Linked DNA regions of Mus musculus: region 2 is linked to region 1. A link is a loop called in an ENCODE intact Hi-C map of the cell type or tissue named here. Cell type or tissue: left cerebral cortex. All regions are shown on one strand.

Region 1 (8,000 bases):
CAAGGGTTACCTTGATCAATTCCTAGATGAATGGGCAGCTAGGCAGTCAGGCCTGTTTGGAAGAGGCAGGTCCCTGGAGCATGCCTTTGAAAAGTAAATCTGGTGTCTGACTCTCTGCATCCCCCTGCTTCCTGGATAGCAATATGTGAGCAGCTCTTCTTTGACCCACCTGGCACAACAATGACATGACTCACCTTAGGTTCAGAACCATGAAGTCAAGTGACCATTGGCTGAAGCTTCTGAAAGTGTGATCTAAAACAAGTCATTTAAACTCTTTATATTGGGTATTTGTTGGAACAGCAAGCATGGAGCCAAAACAAGGAGGTCATGATTAAGGAAGAAAACAAACGAACAACCCCCTACCTTTAGCTGCCAATCGGAGCATAGCTGACTCATCTGTCCACCAGGGTTCTGGTCTCTTGTGAGCATTACTTGCACTTGTCTGAAATTTTAATGCTCAAAGTAATTCTATAACAGTAACCAGCATAATTTTATTTATGTGAAGGTATTGGATAGACATGCGTGTGTGTATATAGAACTGGGTGTGATCTATGTTAGTAGTTCTTATACTGTCCACAAGAGTATCCCTAGATGCTCTGGGTCAAAGCTTATCCTTATTTATCACCTATTTACTTGAACTGAAATTAAGCTTTACTTGGGGAAAGATTTCAATGGGCAACAAATCTGAAAGCATGGATCCATAGACATCTTAGCAAAATACAAAAGAACACTATAATCATGCTCTCCCCCTACTCCAACTAAAAGAAACATGCAGTCATCTTGCCTTTACACAGAACAAGAACTTGCAAAATGCTTAAAAACATGGGGCTTAATTTTTCCACTTGCAACTTGGAAACTGCTCCTTGGGATAGAGTTTCAGGCTAGGTGAGGACCCTGTAGCTTAACTTCCAGTAGATATAACTGAACTGCTCTACCAATACAGCAAGCAGTTTTAAATTTTGTCTTTCTTGTCTTTCATTTTTTAAATTCCATGCATACACTCTCTGTTTCTCTGTCTTTCCGTCTCTCTCTGTCTCTGCCACTGTTTGTCTCTGTCTGTCTGTCTGTCTGTCTCTCTTTCACACACACACGCGCACACACACACACACACACACACACACACACACACACACACACTTTTCAGAAAATGATCAGTGAGCACCTTTGGGGATCAAAAGAGCTTCCTTTTGGGTTTCTATTTTAGAAGTAGAAATCTATAAAAGTGAAGAGGTATCTTCTGCTCTCACTCCTTAAAAACGGTAGCAAAGTTTTCTCTATGAGAATCGTCCACTTGACTGAGGCATGAGTCCCTCTCCAGAGTACACCTGGGAAATGAGGGCAAAAGCACCTGCTCCCAGAAAGAATGGATGACTGTCCTTTTATTTCGTGATCATGCATGGTAATCTTTCCCTCCCGTATATATTTTCTTATGTTGCTGCTCTCCCATCAAGTGGTGGAGTTGATTGCCCTTCCCCTAGAACAAAGGAGGCTTTGATATCTAGGCCATGTAATCCTTGGCATTCATATTTAAGGTAGATGGTTGGCCTACATGTTCAGGTATGAGTGAGGAAGTCTTTAAAACCACCAGGCTCCGCCCTCTATATAATTATAGGATAGTTCTGATTAAGAACCACAAATCTGAGGTCTGAGGAAGTGGTGAGTAGAAAAAGTGCTTGCCTTATAAACATGAGGACCTGAGTGAAATCCCTAAAATTGATATAAAAAGTATCCAGGTATGACTGAAAACACCTATAATCCTACGTGTTGAGGTTTGGTCTTGCTGTCTATTGTAATGCTAAGTACAGGACCCCAATACCTGGAGTCTGTATATAGACCTGTGAGAGATGCTGACAGCAATAGCTACTCAGAAGAGTCATGGGTGTGGTTTAAGTTTTCTGAGCTTGGGGTTAGGGGAGAACCATGAGGAAAGGAGAAGGCACAAAAGCAGGAGATTCCAAGGGTTAGGTGAGCCATAGAAACATGGCCCTGAAGGCTGGCCAGTTGGAGGTAAGAGCAGCCCAGATGAAGCAAAGTAAGTAGTAAGAAATAATTTGGTTTATTGATAGGAAAGTAGATTCTAATAGCATAAAGGTTAGGTATCTGCCCAGCTCTTGTGCTGTTTAAGACTTACCATAAATATAAAGGTTGTGTGTAATTTTTATCTGGGAACTAAATGGTCAAAGGTGGAAAAGAAACCCTGGGTCAAGATTAAATAATTTCTACAACACTTATTGCTGGGAAGGTGAAGACAGATGGACTCCCAGGGCTGGCTATGAGCTTGAGACAAATGAGAGACCTTGTCTCAAAGTCTTCTCAAAGAATAGGAGTCTAGAGTCACTATCCTCTAAAGTCTGCATGCATGTTCACACATGTGTGTCTCTACTCCCCTGTGTATGTATACACCCATGCCTACAAACAAACAAACAAACAAACAGCAAAATGACCAAGCCATTGGGCTGACTCAATAAGTTCTTATTAAAGACATATTGGGGATGGTTACCGGGCAGCACTAGTTATCTGGATCACCACAGAGTAATCATTAGCTTAGCTCCATCTTCAGTTCATAGGGAGCTGAGCTGACTCTGACTCCCCAGGATGACGAGCAACTCTGCCATGCCCTGTGCATTCTCATGGCCTTTATCAATGCTTTAAACTGGAAAAAAAAATAAGAGACAGGTAATAAATCCACCATCACCTGACTGGTGTGGTGGCTTTTTGCATATTTCTTTTACTCAGTAGTAGCTTCCAGGGTCATTTTTTCTAAAATATCCCTTCCTTCTTAGTCAACTCAGCTTCTCCCTCCCAAACCCTGCCTTTCATCTTTGAGACTCACCTCACAATTTCTATGTAAAACACCTGACACCTGGAAGGCCACTCTATCATTTTAATACTCTAGCAGTGAGTTTCCTTGCTCACATAGCATTTCTAAGCCTGGGGAATAATGGCCAAATGCACTCTCAATTTGTTCAGCCTCAATCTAATTTAAGTCATCAAACATTTATCAGATGTCTACTCTATGCCAGGCACTGGGAATACAAACTGCGGAGTCATCATCCTTGTTGTAATCAGGGGATAGTGTGGAGGGTAGCGGAGGGGGATCTGAAGTCTGGGGCAGTCGTCCAAACAAATAACTGGGATGCAACAGGATACAACCACAATACTGCACAGGAATCTGTAAGCCCAAGAGAAATGTGCTTCTGTACAGGACAGGATGTGTAATAAAGGAAAGTGCTACCCACACAGAGAAAAGAGGGCTGTGAAGGGACAGAGCTCAGTCCACATCGTACCAGGTAGAGGGATGCTGGAGCAGGAGTAAAATCACAGAGAAGGAACTAGAAAGTTTGCAGTATGCACTACCATGTGTCCCATCCTCAATTCATCTTTAAAGAGACTACAGCAGTACAGAAATCAAATCTAGTTCTACTTGGCGCCAGGAACAGCTTTCATTCCACAGAAGGTTGGCTGCAAAAAGAAACAGAACGTAGACCAGTTGATGTTCCAAGAAGAGTTCTCTCAGCTTCCAGCCCCTCCTGCCTTAAGTGTTTTCCTACATCTTTTCTGAAAACATATGTTCCCAGCAGACTGAAACATGACCAGTTGAAGGCAGAAGCTCTGCATATCCATCTGTGCTTTCTCTCATGAACCAAGCAGAGTATAGGTTGCAGGTTCCAAGCCAATATCCAGGTCTTGATAATGTCAACATGCCTGAAAGAGAGACCTTGCTTCAAATCAGAGGAGGAAAATGAACAAAGTCAAAAGAGCCTTGAATCTTTCAGAGAGATCAGGAAGGAGTGGGGCAAATAAAATCACTTGCTCATAGAAATAGAGGGAGGAAGACTTAGGACTGGCACTCAAACACAGACTGAAAGGGCTCTGTGGTTGTTTGAGTGGAAAGTGTCCCTCATAGGTTCTTGTGTTTAAACATTTGCTTCTCTGTCGGCAGCACTGTGTTTGGAGAAGTTCTGGAACCTTTAGCAGATTGGCCATGGTGGGTGCGGTACATCCCGGGGGCGAGTTCTGAGGATCTATAACTTTGTCTCACTTTCTGTTCTCCTGGTGCTTCCGGTGTACAGGAGGAAATGGGACCAGTCAGATCCCTGTCACTGCCACTGTACCATTGTTCTCTGTCCCTGCCACCACACCCTTCCCTCTCTGGAATGATCAGCTCTATTCCTCTGGACTCATAGGCAAGGATAATTGTTTCCTTTAGTTGCTTTTGGTTATTTTATTATGAAAACAGAAAAGCAACTAATATAGACTCCAAACCCCAAATTCACATAGTGCATCTTGATGTTTATGGAGAGTGGGTTCTGCATACAGATTGCAAATATGGAAGGATAATTAGGAGGTTGGAAGAAGTAAAGACCCTAACAGAAAAATCCATTACCAGGCCAGTTAGCAGTATGGACAAGAGGTATTTCTATAAGAGGGCTCAGAACATACATAGAACACACTTCCTCAAAGCACAGATACTCTATTCAGGGTCAGAATAAAACCAGATGGTCAGGTCTGGCTGACTGGATGCTCTTGCAAATAAAGTTTTATTGGAAGGCAGCCATGCCCATATGCTACTGTCCAAAACTATTCCTGTTTTCACTACAGCTGAGAAGATGTTGTATATACTATAAGGATCCCAAGTTCTAAAACGTTTATTGTATCTTGTCCTTTGCTGAGAAATATTTGTTGACCTCTAATCTCAAATTACTCCACCTCAATATCCCCTATCTAGAATCATCCATGGTCAGCTGCTATAAAGGGGTATGCAACTATGGGCAATAGATACTCCACTAGAAACCTCAGACTAAAGGCCCCCGTGAATCCAGCTGTGCCACCTCCAAATAGTGAATTTTTCCTAAGGGCAGAGTTGAGAACCATATTGTATTCTAAGGTGGACAGCAAATCTGTGAACAGATGGCCAAGAGTCAAAGGTCTGCATAGTATAGCCATAGCAGCATTTTTTCAAAAGTATGACTCAGTGGGAGTCTTTCTGTCTTAAAAATAAAACTAGCACAGCTCTCAGTCCATATCAGAGTAGCTTCTTTGTGCAGCAGACAGTGGTTAATGCAGAATTCACAGACAGTCTAAAGGCAGAAAATGAGGGTCTGTGGAGTGCTTAGCCACAAATGGAACCTTTGTAAAATAATCCCTCCCTTCAAGACTCAAGGAACTTTACAGAAAAAAAATGAAAAAAATTTAAGAGCCAAAACTTGGGGAAGAACAAGGAGAAACAGTATTTCCTGGACATTTAAGAACTGATGCAGTCAGGAACTAGTAGACATTATTGACTGCATAAAACAAAGCTAGTTAACATTTCAACATGAAGGAGTAAAGGGCAGGTGACACCTTAGCCTTCACTAAGGGCCTATTGTAGCCAATGACTGCTAGAGGAGGAGTCAGTTTTCTTTAAGTGTGTGATCATGGGAGGTTGGCCATCCTCCAGTGGATGGCCCTGTACACATACATATATGAGCAGTACAAGTTACGCTATGTAAAGAGGAAATAGACTTGGCAGGAGAAAGTAGGGATGGAAGGAGTTAGCGAGGTGTGAAGAATGAAAAATGAACAAAATATATTGTATTTGTACATGAAATTCTCAAATAATTATTAAGAGCTATATTAAAATAATAAAAAATCTATATTTTCTTTTAAAAACAGAGTATCTGGCAGCCTTCAGTAGACATTCCCTTAAGATCATCTACAAGGGAATGCACGGTTCAGATAGGTCAGCAAGTGCTCAGCCTTCACTGCTTATATTACGTGCCTATTCCAGGAAAAATACCCATGTGTAAGCTCTTCTCCCCATAATGACAGGCTAAGAGAGGTGACATGACTCACCCAAGGACATGTGTCAATTAAGTGGCCGAGCCAGAGCTTTACTTCCTATGTACTTCTCTGGATAGAGTGAGGCCACAGTCCATTTTTGCTCACGTTCTCATCTCTATTTCTGCATCGCATCTCCATGTGATCTCAGCATATGAGCTCTGGGTAGCCAGATGGGCTCAGTTAGGTCTTCACAAGGCCTGAATAATGCATCAGAACATTGGATGCAGAATGTTCAGATAAGAATGAGTCCTGCTGAAGGTCATGACTCTTTCTACCCTGGAGGGCTAAGAGTCCTCGGCAGAGCAATCTGCCACTTCACAGCTGGCCTTCATTCACGGACAGAATAGCTGAGAGCTGCAAATTTCTGCCCGCCAAGGAATCAGACATCACCAATCAATTCAAGGTACTAATTGGATTCTGGCAGAACATGGTCGGACGACTCAGGTCATGGGTTCTTTTCTAATTTGAATGCAGCCTATACAAGGGAATTATGATATAAGGGGCTCATCTAAACCTACAAAAGTTTCACTAGACACCATGTCTTTAGCTATTAGATCATGGATCTCTGTATTAAAGAGCTGTGATGTACAGCCAGAATTTAAGAAAACCAGAGAGTGGTTCACCCTTAACCTGAGATCGAGAAACTCTAGTCACTTTATAAAGTCATTTGCTATATATTCTTCAAAATAAGCCAGAAACTGCCACTTGATGCTCCTACTGTGGTCTAAGCTACCTACTGTTACTTATAAAGTTGTGGTCAATGTAGGGTGCTCCAAGGCCATAGCTCAGCAAGGATGTGATTTTCCTATAACCTAGACCTTACCTGAATGCTGACTCAGCAGATTAAAATGTCCTTCAGAGACATCTCACCTGAGGACAAAATGACTCTTCTTTTATACGGAATCAGCCCCTTGAGATGGCTGTGCAACCTTCTAAGCACAGTGAGCACACTTGGCCGTGGTCTCTTTGGAGATAGCAACACTGGCCTCCACTGTAATTTACATGCACACCTGCTCAAGTAGATGTGCCTGCTCAGTTCATCAGACAAATCACTAGATATGAATAACTTCCAGCATCAAGAGGTATGATGGGTAATTTTGATTTACAACTCGGCCAGATCTAGAATCGTCTGGGAGACAAACCTCTGGATATTCCTGGGAGAGATTATCTAGATTAAGTGAATCTCTGTGAGAAGGTATGGACAGCAGCACTCCATGGACTTGGTAGGAAAGCGGAACATGAGCTGAGTGTGACCATCCATTGCTCTCTGCTTCCTGAAGGCGATAACAATGTGAGCAGTTGCTTCAAGCTCCTACAAGCACGATAGACTCTCCTCCTACTCATGAGCTGCAGTGAACCCTTCCTCCCTTAGTTTTAATTGGGTTGTGTTGTTAGGGTATTGTCTCATTTAGAGCAGTGAGACAAGATAAAAGATTGCACCTCCAATTTTTTTAGTAGAAGCAATATTAGAGTATCTTCAGGGAATCCAGTTTGCTTCATTCCATCATGAAACATCTTACAAAGCTGACAATAATGTTGAGTCTCTAACGTGAATCATGACAGTCACCAGACCTTGTATTTGGCACAACACAGATGGTGAGTACCACGTGGAACCTTCCAAGGCCAGCCCTTCTTGCAGCCCACTCAGAGATCTTCCCTGAGAGTGACTTGAAGATAATTCAGCTAGCCTTCCCTTTTTAACCCTCCCTCCCAGTTTGGTTATAAATCAGTCTCTCAAGGATATTTAAACTGGTCATGATACCCGATACAACTGTAAAGAGTCTGTGTCCAGAAAAGACGCCTGCATGGGAATTCATTACTTTACCCCATATGCCCCATTCTTGCATCTCTTCCTATATCCAGGTTTTTATAAGACCGTTATCACCTTATTCTATAAGACTGTGTTTGTCCTTTATTGTCATTTCCTCAGTCTTCATCTCCTAGGAGATGCTGGCTGTGTAATTGGCTTCATCTTGATTCTTTCAGCCCTAATTTGGCTGCAAGTACACTTTCCTCAGCCTTTCACCTTTAGGGTTAGTGACCATACATAACTCATATATCAAGCCTAGCACACTGGATATAGTGTTTCTGAATCACTGTCACAGTACCATTCAGTCTCTCTTTAGGACCTAATGTGTCATGTGAGATGGGATTCATAAACAAATCCATTCTTATGA
Region 2 (8,000 bases), 210 kb after region 1:
GCATGTTCCTGTATGTGTATATGCATGCATGTGTGAGTGTGGAGAGGCCCTCTAGCCTATGTTTGTATGCATCTGGGTGCATATGTGTGTGTGTGTGTGTGTGTGTGTGTGTGTGTGTGTGTGTGTGCACGCTCAGGTGGATACCTGAGGTCAATGTTTTGTATCTTCTAATATTTGCAATATTGCTTTTGCTTAGAATTAGAGGGAACAGTAGAGCTGTTAATATGGAAGAATAGTAGGGATTAAAGGTTTGAGAGGATGGGTCTTAGGTAGGTTAAGCAAAACTGAAGATGTTTGAAAAACCTAATGGAATCCTACCCATCAGTAAGACAATTTTGAAACATAATTTTTCCATTGATTTTTTAGAAGTTTGTATATGTACTATATCTATATAATACATAATCTTTCCAACCTAAAACTCCTATCATGTCTTATCAAGTCCACTTCAAATTCATTATATATATATGTGTGTGTGTGTGTATGTGTGTGTGTGTATACCCTGCTGAGTCTATTTACTGCCACTGTACATATATAAGTTCAAGGTTGGCCACTTGGGACTGGATAACCTATCAGGAGACTTATTCCTAGAGAAAACTGATTCTCCATCTTGACAGCCATCACTTACTGCTCGCCTGTAACTCTTTACCCAAGAGTGCAACCTTGGGAGATAACTATTTTTATACTCAGACAAGTGTAGCTTTCTGCCCTTATCTTGAAGTAGCCCAAGACCACTGTAGAATTTCACAACTAATCAAAATGCAGAGAACAACTGCCCGTGAGCTTCCTTTCCCTATGGCATACATCTATAATCCAATATGATACCTGAGGCTTGTGAGACATGGTGGAATAAGAGGTGGAAAGATTGAGCCAGAGGACGAGAACATCTGCTATGGATAATGTCTTCTATATATGAGAGGGAGCTGTATATGTGAAATTTAACCATATAGTCACTAAGCAATTCCCTCACAATAACAAAATGGAAGTATAAGTTTTCTTTAAAGAAAAATTAGATGGAGTTACCATGAATGAGTGGACAATGCTGCTTCTAGAAGATGTGGCCTGTTCAATAGATTTTTCTTTGCCAGGCATTGGATGCCTACCAGGTTTTGACCAAGGAGGACACAGGGATCAACCAAACAATACAGATTGTTGTCATTGTTGTTGTTTGCCCACCCTAAGTAGATGATAAGGCCTTATTGCTGACATCATCATACACTCTAGCTGCAGGATACAGAGAAATCCATCTCAAACTACATTATTTTGTAGGAGGCAATTGGACTAGAATGGATAACCAGTGAGCCTCTGGCACCCATCACCTGTCTTGGTCTCCCAGGTTTAGGATTGCAGATGGGTGATGCTGTGCCTATCTTGACATGGGTGCCAACATTTATGTGGTTGGTGCTTTACCCACTAAGCCATCCCCTCAGCTCCCTTAAATATTATTTAAGCATTTAACAAAGACTTTGATGTGTGTGTGTTCACTAGGTGTTATCAGAATGAGGAAAAATGCTTACTGCCTCTTTGACACATCTGAGGTTCCCAAATTTGGAAAAAGTCAATTGAGGCAAAATTGGTGTAGACATAGTTTGGAATATGTTTCCAACATCATGGGACAAGTTAGCAACACAGAACAATGATGCAATCCCAATTTTGCCATTCGAGATTCTATGATGATTAATAACTATAGCTGGGGAAAGCACTCTCTCTCTTTCTCTCTATCTCTTCCCTCATGTGTGTATCTATGTGTGTGTATCTCTCTCTCTCTGTGAGAGTGTGTTATTGTGTATAGGGTCACAGAGACACCAAAAATATCTACCAACAGTAGTCTCCTTTCATCTGAAACATAGTAAGAAGTCATATTTTTCTTTGTTCTTTATTTTTCTGTTTCTGAGTAAAAAAAAACACACACACACACACACTTGGGTTATTTTCCTATTGTTTATTATTATTTTTTTCTCTCTTTTAGTTTCCTGTGATTATCTGGTTGCAGATATATCTAGCATTTTATTGTGACAAAGACGAGTGCCCCAGGACACATGAAGGAGAAAGATACGTGCATCAGGTGACTCCAGTCACCTAGTACTACAGATAACATAGCAGGACAAGTCCTGTTGTTTCTGATGTCAACCCTGGCCATATGTCTTCTAAGACTGGAGCTCTGCCATTCACTCTATTTAAAAAGGGGGTGAGGGGAAGGAGAGAGACACAGCTGTAGCCATCAGAACAACTCAGCCAATTAAAGAAATCTCAAACGTATGTCAGTATTATGCTTTCAAAGGCCAAAGTTGGCCAGACCAGAAAACAATCACAACTCTACAACTCTATTAGACAAGGGTATCCTTGCCTCTGGAAAACAGGTAAATCTGTTGTGTCCCTGTGCAGAGAGGAGAGACACAATTAACAGGGCTGCAAAGTAAGTGATATGGCCTCATTGCCAGCCATCAGGCTGTCCTGAGGGGTCCCCTCTTTCAAAGCTGGATGGGGAGGTTACCAATTACCATGCCAAATTAAGCCTTGATTATTCCCCGAGAGACACCTGTTAATTGGGCTTCTTCATTGCATAACACTTCTGCACATTAATAATTGAGTTGCAAGGGCTTGATTTTCTCCTCGTCAACATGATTTATTTCTCCCTCTCCTCATTTCAAATTGTGTCATCTTCAAAGCTGGGGCTGTAGGGACCAGAGAGAGCTACTGTGGCCTGGGCTCTAAGTCCAGTGAGAAGACTTTTAGGTCAGGGTCACAGGGGTCGGGGGGGGGGGTAAAGTGTACATTTATGTGTGGGGGGTTGGGGGTGTAGAATATAGCACTGAGATGGGGATCATGAGAAAGGAGGAAGGGCTCAGAAAGAAGGTAGGAAATGGAGAGGGTGATGGAGAGCATTTGACTAGAGTGGAAGCAGGGAAGGGGAAATGTTGCTGGAGGAGAGATCTGGGGCAGGGCAGGACAGGAGCAAAGGAGAGCAAAGCATAACTATGCCTACATAGGAAAATGCTGTAACAAGCCCCAGTATTCTGTGAGCTAATCTAAAATGCAGCTAATTAATAAGAACGATGAGAAGTCCCGGCTCATACACATGAACACACATATGCACAAACACACACACAGAAACCCCCACACACAAATGGAGAGGGAGAGAGAGATTGAAAAATGAAGCAAAGATCTGGGAGCTTAGAATTTTCATCACATGAGAGAATTATTGCATGGAGATCTTCCCAGCTGAGAAGCCAAGGAGATGTAGGTATATGGTAATCCTACAGATGCCTGTTTGACTACACATAACTTCATATTTACATATCATGGTCTGTGTTCAACTCTGGGTTACTGTCCACCCCTATGCCATAACCATGAGGGCTTTTCTAGCCTCTTTCCCTTGCCTCTCTCTTGCCACTCATCCTAACAGTTGGAAATCTCTGTCCAATGTGTTTTGAGTAACCTCTTTGTAGTCACATTCACTGGATCAGAACCCACCCATTTGTTCATTTACATGTACTTTGAAACATCCCTGCAATGCCTGGGATCCATGCCCTATGTCCATCTAAAAGGAACACTTGCCACGAAGGCACTGCCGAGATCTCTGAGGACAACCAGGTACCTCCTCATTACCTAATGTCAAGCAGCTTTGTGCATCTTGTTGGAAGATTCAAACAAAACAAAACAAAACAAAACAAAATCCACACACCACTCCAAAGCTACAGATGAAAGTTAAAATTATCCAGGTAGTACCAGGCCAAGTAAAGAATTTGGCCCAACTTGGGTGTGTGGGAACAGATCTTGCTTTTTTAAATCTGAAACACCAAAACAGCTAAAGGAGCAAGAAACTGAAATCAAAACAAACTCAATGATGCTGCCAGAAAGGGGGGCAATGACAGGAACAAAGAAGTTGAGAAAGGAACTCAGCGAAAATAAATGGAGTTGCCATTCTCAGGAAGGTTCTCCGAGACCAGATGGCAGAGGCAGTAATTTATCTCTTCACATATTTCTGCAATACTAACTGTTCCAAAATAATATATGGGTTTGGGATGAATACAGGCACTAGGCAGGCATATTCTCTTTCTCCTCCTCCTTCTCTTCTTGCTCCAGCTAGGTGGCAGGGAACATGGACATATTACACAGGGTCTAACCTATCTGCCTCCAAAAGCTGTGTACTGGAGAGAGGTGTTCAACATTAAACCTGAGAAGGCTTCAAAGACCTCTGGGTTTGCTGCTAAGCTGCTCCTGTGAAGGAGGCAGATCCAAGTATAGATCTAATGTGTGGGCAGAAATGTAAGCAGCCAGCTCAGGACAGTGACTCTGCATCTACTCTGGCTAACCAGGGAAGATAGAAGAATATCTCCCTGCTGGGATGCTGGCCCTTCAGAAAGCTCTGGGATTTTGTTTCAGCTCTTGGAACAGAATGAGATAGTTGTAAAGGACGGGGGCTATGTACATTCTTTCCTTGGGTCTGTTGCTTCTCAGCTGTGAAACTTGTGCTGACCTCATGTTTTATCCGGACACTAGGCATGGAACATATGTCTCTGGAGAGTGGTCTTCAGAGTAACCAAGACAGAGACAGCTGCCAGTGAAAGAAGAACCTAGCCTCCCTTCCACCTTTATCATAGACACCCTTTCCAATTCCACTTCTCACATGTCACATACAGACCTCATCCATTGCTCCTAGAAACTTTTCATGCAACCCATTACTCAGGAATGCTCTTTGAACTTTCCATATACCTGATCTCACTTCAAACTGCAGAGGCCATGGGACAATCCAACTTAATTTGGTAATGTCAAGGACTTCTGTTTTCTTCCCCCATCATCCTCCATTATCCCCCCATCCTCCTAAAGTATTTAAGAAGAAGACTATAGTGAGAATTTTGGTTCTGAAAAAAATGGTTATGCTATATGAATGTTTTTATTTAAATCCCAGGTGGAGGATATGGGGCTGCCTCAGACTGAACACAGCAGCTAAATATAAGGTGTCTCATACTCTAGAAGGGAGGTGATTTTGTCAGCTGCAGATAGTTTAACTGTGAGAACTCTTGAGAGGGTATGAATGGGAGAAACTGGAGAGGGCAGGTGATGGATGCTACTCCCCTTGTTGCTGCTGCTGCTGCTGCTGCTCCCTCTGTTGCTGCTGCTGCTGCTGCTGCTGCTGCTGCTGCTGCTGCTGCTGCTGCTGTTGCTGCTGCTGCTGTTGCTGCTGCTAGCTCATCTTGCTGTTGTGTTTGTTATTACTATTTTCTGAACTGCTGGATATCCTGACATTGAAGATTAGACTTGCTGCAAGGAACTATATCCCTATTCAACAGGAAAAAGCCTATAGATGTCTTTGCCCCCTTTCCCCTCTAACCTTTCTCTTCTACCCAGTGTTAGAGGATTGGAAAGGATTATGTTGGAGAAGGGTTGGAAAGGACGTAGACAAAAGAACCCCAATGAAGTAGATAATACAAACGTACCAGCAGAAGAATCCTTTCTTTCTCTTAGGCTAAAGCTTCACTTAGAACGCATTGTGCTAGAGGCCAGAATAAATCTTATGCCTGTTGGACACTTTTCCCTCAAACCTCTCCTTGGCCACATTCCCTGTGGATTTTTCACAGGGCTGAGCCAAAGGTGGGGATGCCTGCCACTGAAGCATCTCTCAATCTGAGTCAGAAAGGAGGAAGGCTCCACCTAGGCAGTGAGGAAGAAGTCAGAAGACACAGATATTCAGACAAGACCTGAATCAAAGATGGACAACTGAGACTTGAAAAGTCCTCTTTGCCTTGGGCTGGAGCTTTGAGTTGAATGATCAGTGACCCAGGTACCTCTGGATCAGCCTAAGCTGTGTTTCTTCCTCCATAAGACAGGGTTAAACTGGGGCCAGCTTACACATGGAGGCTCACACCACTACTTTACATAATAGCCCTACAAGGTAGAAAACCTCAAATGTTCATCAATAGGCAATCTGATAAATATACGTGATCTACCTAGAAAATGGAAGCTTTTAACCTTAAAAGGGAAATAACAAAAGCTGGAGAGATGGCTAAATAGTTAAGAGCACTTTCTGCTCTTCAGGAGGCATGGAGTTCAGTTTCTAGCCCTATGCTAAGTGAGTCATGACTGTCTGTGATACCATATCCTAGGATTGTGATGGCCTTTTCTTATTTCTGATGGCACCGGCACAGAGGTACATGCAAAAACGTGTGTGTGTGTGTGTGTGTGTGTGTGTTTGTGTGTGTGTGTGTGTGTGTGAGAGAGAGAGAGAGAGAGAGAGAGAGAGAGAGAGAGAAGAGAGAAAGAGAGAGAATCAAAGAAAGGGGGAGATACAGAAGCACACAAATAAACAAATATCTTTCAAAAGGAAATAGAGGCTGGGAGAGGATGCAGTGAGTAAAATGTTAGCTGCTCAAGCATGAAGACCCAAGTTCAGAATCTAGATTCTAGGTGGAAACTGGATATAATGATGCACACCTAGAATGCTAGCACTGCTCATGGGGGAAGGAGGATGCCTGGAGCTCATTGTGACTAGTTCTTTGTTAAAAGAGAGAATCTGTCTCAAAAAAAAAAAAATAGGATGGAGAACAACCGAGGAAGCTACTTAATGTCTACCTCTGGACTCTTTGCACATGCATAGATGAGTAAGACTGCATACATGTGCACAGTCACATGCACAAAAAAACATACTAAATGAAATCAATACTCCTACATGATATCCCATAGAAGAGTCTCAAGGATGTTATGCTAAGAGAAATAAGCCAGATACATAAGGATCGAAATATCCAATTCCACCTATAGGAATTCTTGAGGGTAGAGATCAAAAGCCAAACAGTGGTTGTCAGAGCTTGTCAGGTCAGAAAGGGATGGGCAGTCAGTGTAGTATGGGCAAAAAGTTCTGGAGGAGTATGGTGGAGAGGACCATGTAATTCTAAAGCACATAAAGTCACTAAAAATGGTCAAAGTGGTCAATTTTATGTCCTCTATGTTTTGTCACAATAAAAACAACATTTTTAAAGTTGTTGAGGGATTCCAAAAGTTAAATAATAAAATCAAAAATAAATGGAACAATATATTCTGAGGTGTCTTTAATAACGGATTAGGTTGCAATTCCTCTTCCTAGGTACTGAGAATAAAGACTGTAGAATAAAGTTTATTTGTTTGTCTTCAGAGCAATCTTTTGAAAAACTGTCTGAGCTAGGCTATCTTTCTGCTTGTGGATGGACAGTGGGGTGGTAAGCAGAGAGCTTCAGAACCCAGAGACACCTTCAAGGCTGGACTTGCTTCCCAGATGTAGGGTATTAGGTCATCAGGCAGCCACAGCCATCAGCACCTTCAGCATCTATCAGCTACTGCTGGAGAAAGCATCATTGGTTGATTTCATACTGTTACCATGTGGCTTTTATCTTACAACCATGAGGAATGGGCTTCCAAGTGCCAACCATAAGCACACAGATGAGAAATTTATGATAGAATATCCTCTCTGGAACTCTGCTATATCATGTTAAACCAGGCTTTGTTATATCATGGTCCAAATCTCCCTGACCCTGACCCTGACCCTGTCCCTTACTCCTCATATAGTTTTGCCCCCTGTGGAGCCTTAATAAGCATCTTGCATCCACAAAGCTTTTTGAGCACCAGCTAAAATGATGGTCAACCAGCCTAAGTTTGCAGGTAGTAGGCTGGTAAAGAGGTCATCTGGAACATCAATAGCCTGCTCATGTGGACTGGAAATTCAGTAAACTGCTTGGTGTACAGACATGCATAAAGACCTAAGTTTGATTATCCCTGTTCTTTAAAAATAAAATAAAATAAAATAAAATAAAATAAAATAAAATAAAATAAAATAAAATAAAATAAAAAGATGCACTAGGTTCACTTATGTAGCAAGGTCCAAGCCAAAAAGATACCTTAACCTTTGGCCTATTTCCCCCCCCTCCCCCTCCCCCTCTCTCACAGAAGTACACATAGGCATATAGAGAATACCTATGTCAAGTTTCTACCCCTAGGGGTATCATTAGTTTTAAAGGTTGGCAATTGTTAAG

The links. Peaks named below come from ENCODE experiments on the same cell type or tissue, not always from the same donor. Only the 100,000 strongest peaks of a DNase experiment are listed, where the experiment ranks them.
Region 2: it touches region 1 in a loop (2.8-fold over the local background); 3 of 42 quality-filtered maps call a loop at or near these places.

What each region holds. Positions count from the first base shown.
Region 1 is chr16:6,732,280-6,740,279 of GRCm38, reverse strand. It overlaps a transcript of Rbfox1 not described here. Among named protein-coding and RNA genes, the nearest start is that of Rbfox1, 330 kb to the left of the region's middle. In left cerebral cortex, no CTCF peak of the experiment used is centred here; DNase peaks (open chromatin) are centred at 3,509, 4,551 and 7,417.
Region 2 is chr16:6,521,959-6,529,958 of GRCm38, reverse strand. It overlaps a transcript of Rbfox1 not described here. Among named protein-coding and RNA genes, the nearest start is that of Gm36824, 420 kb to the right of the region's middle. In left cerebral cortex, no CTCF peak of the experiment used is centred here; DNase peaks (open chromatin) are centred at 3,901 and 4,213; H3K27ac peaks cover 2,702 bases.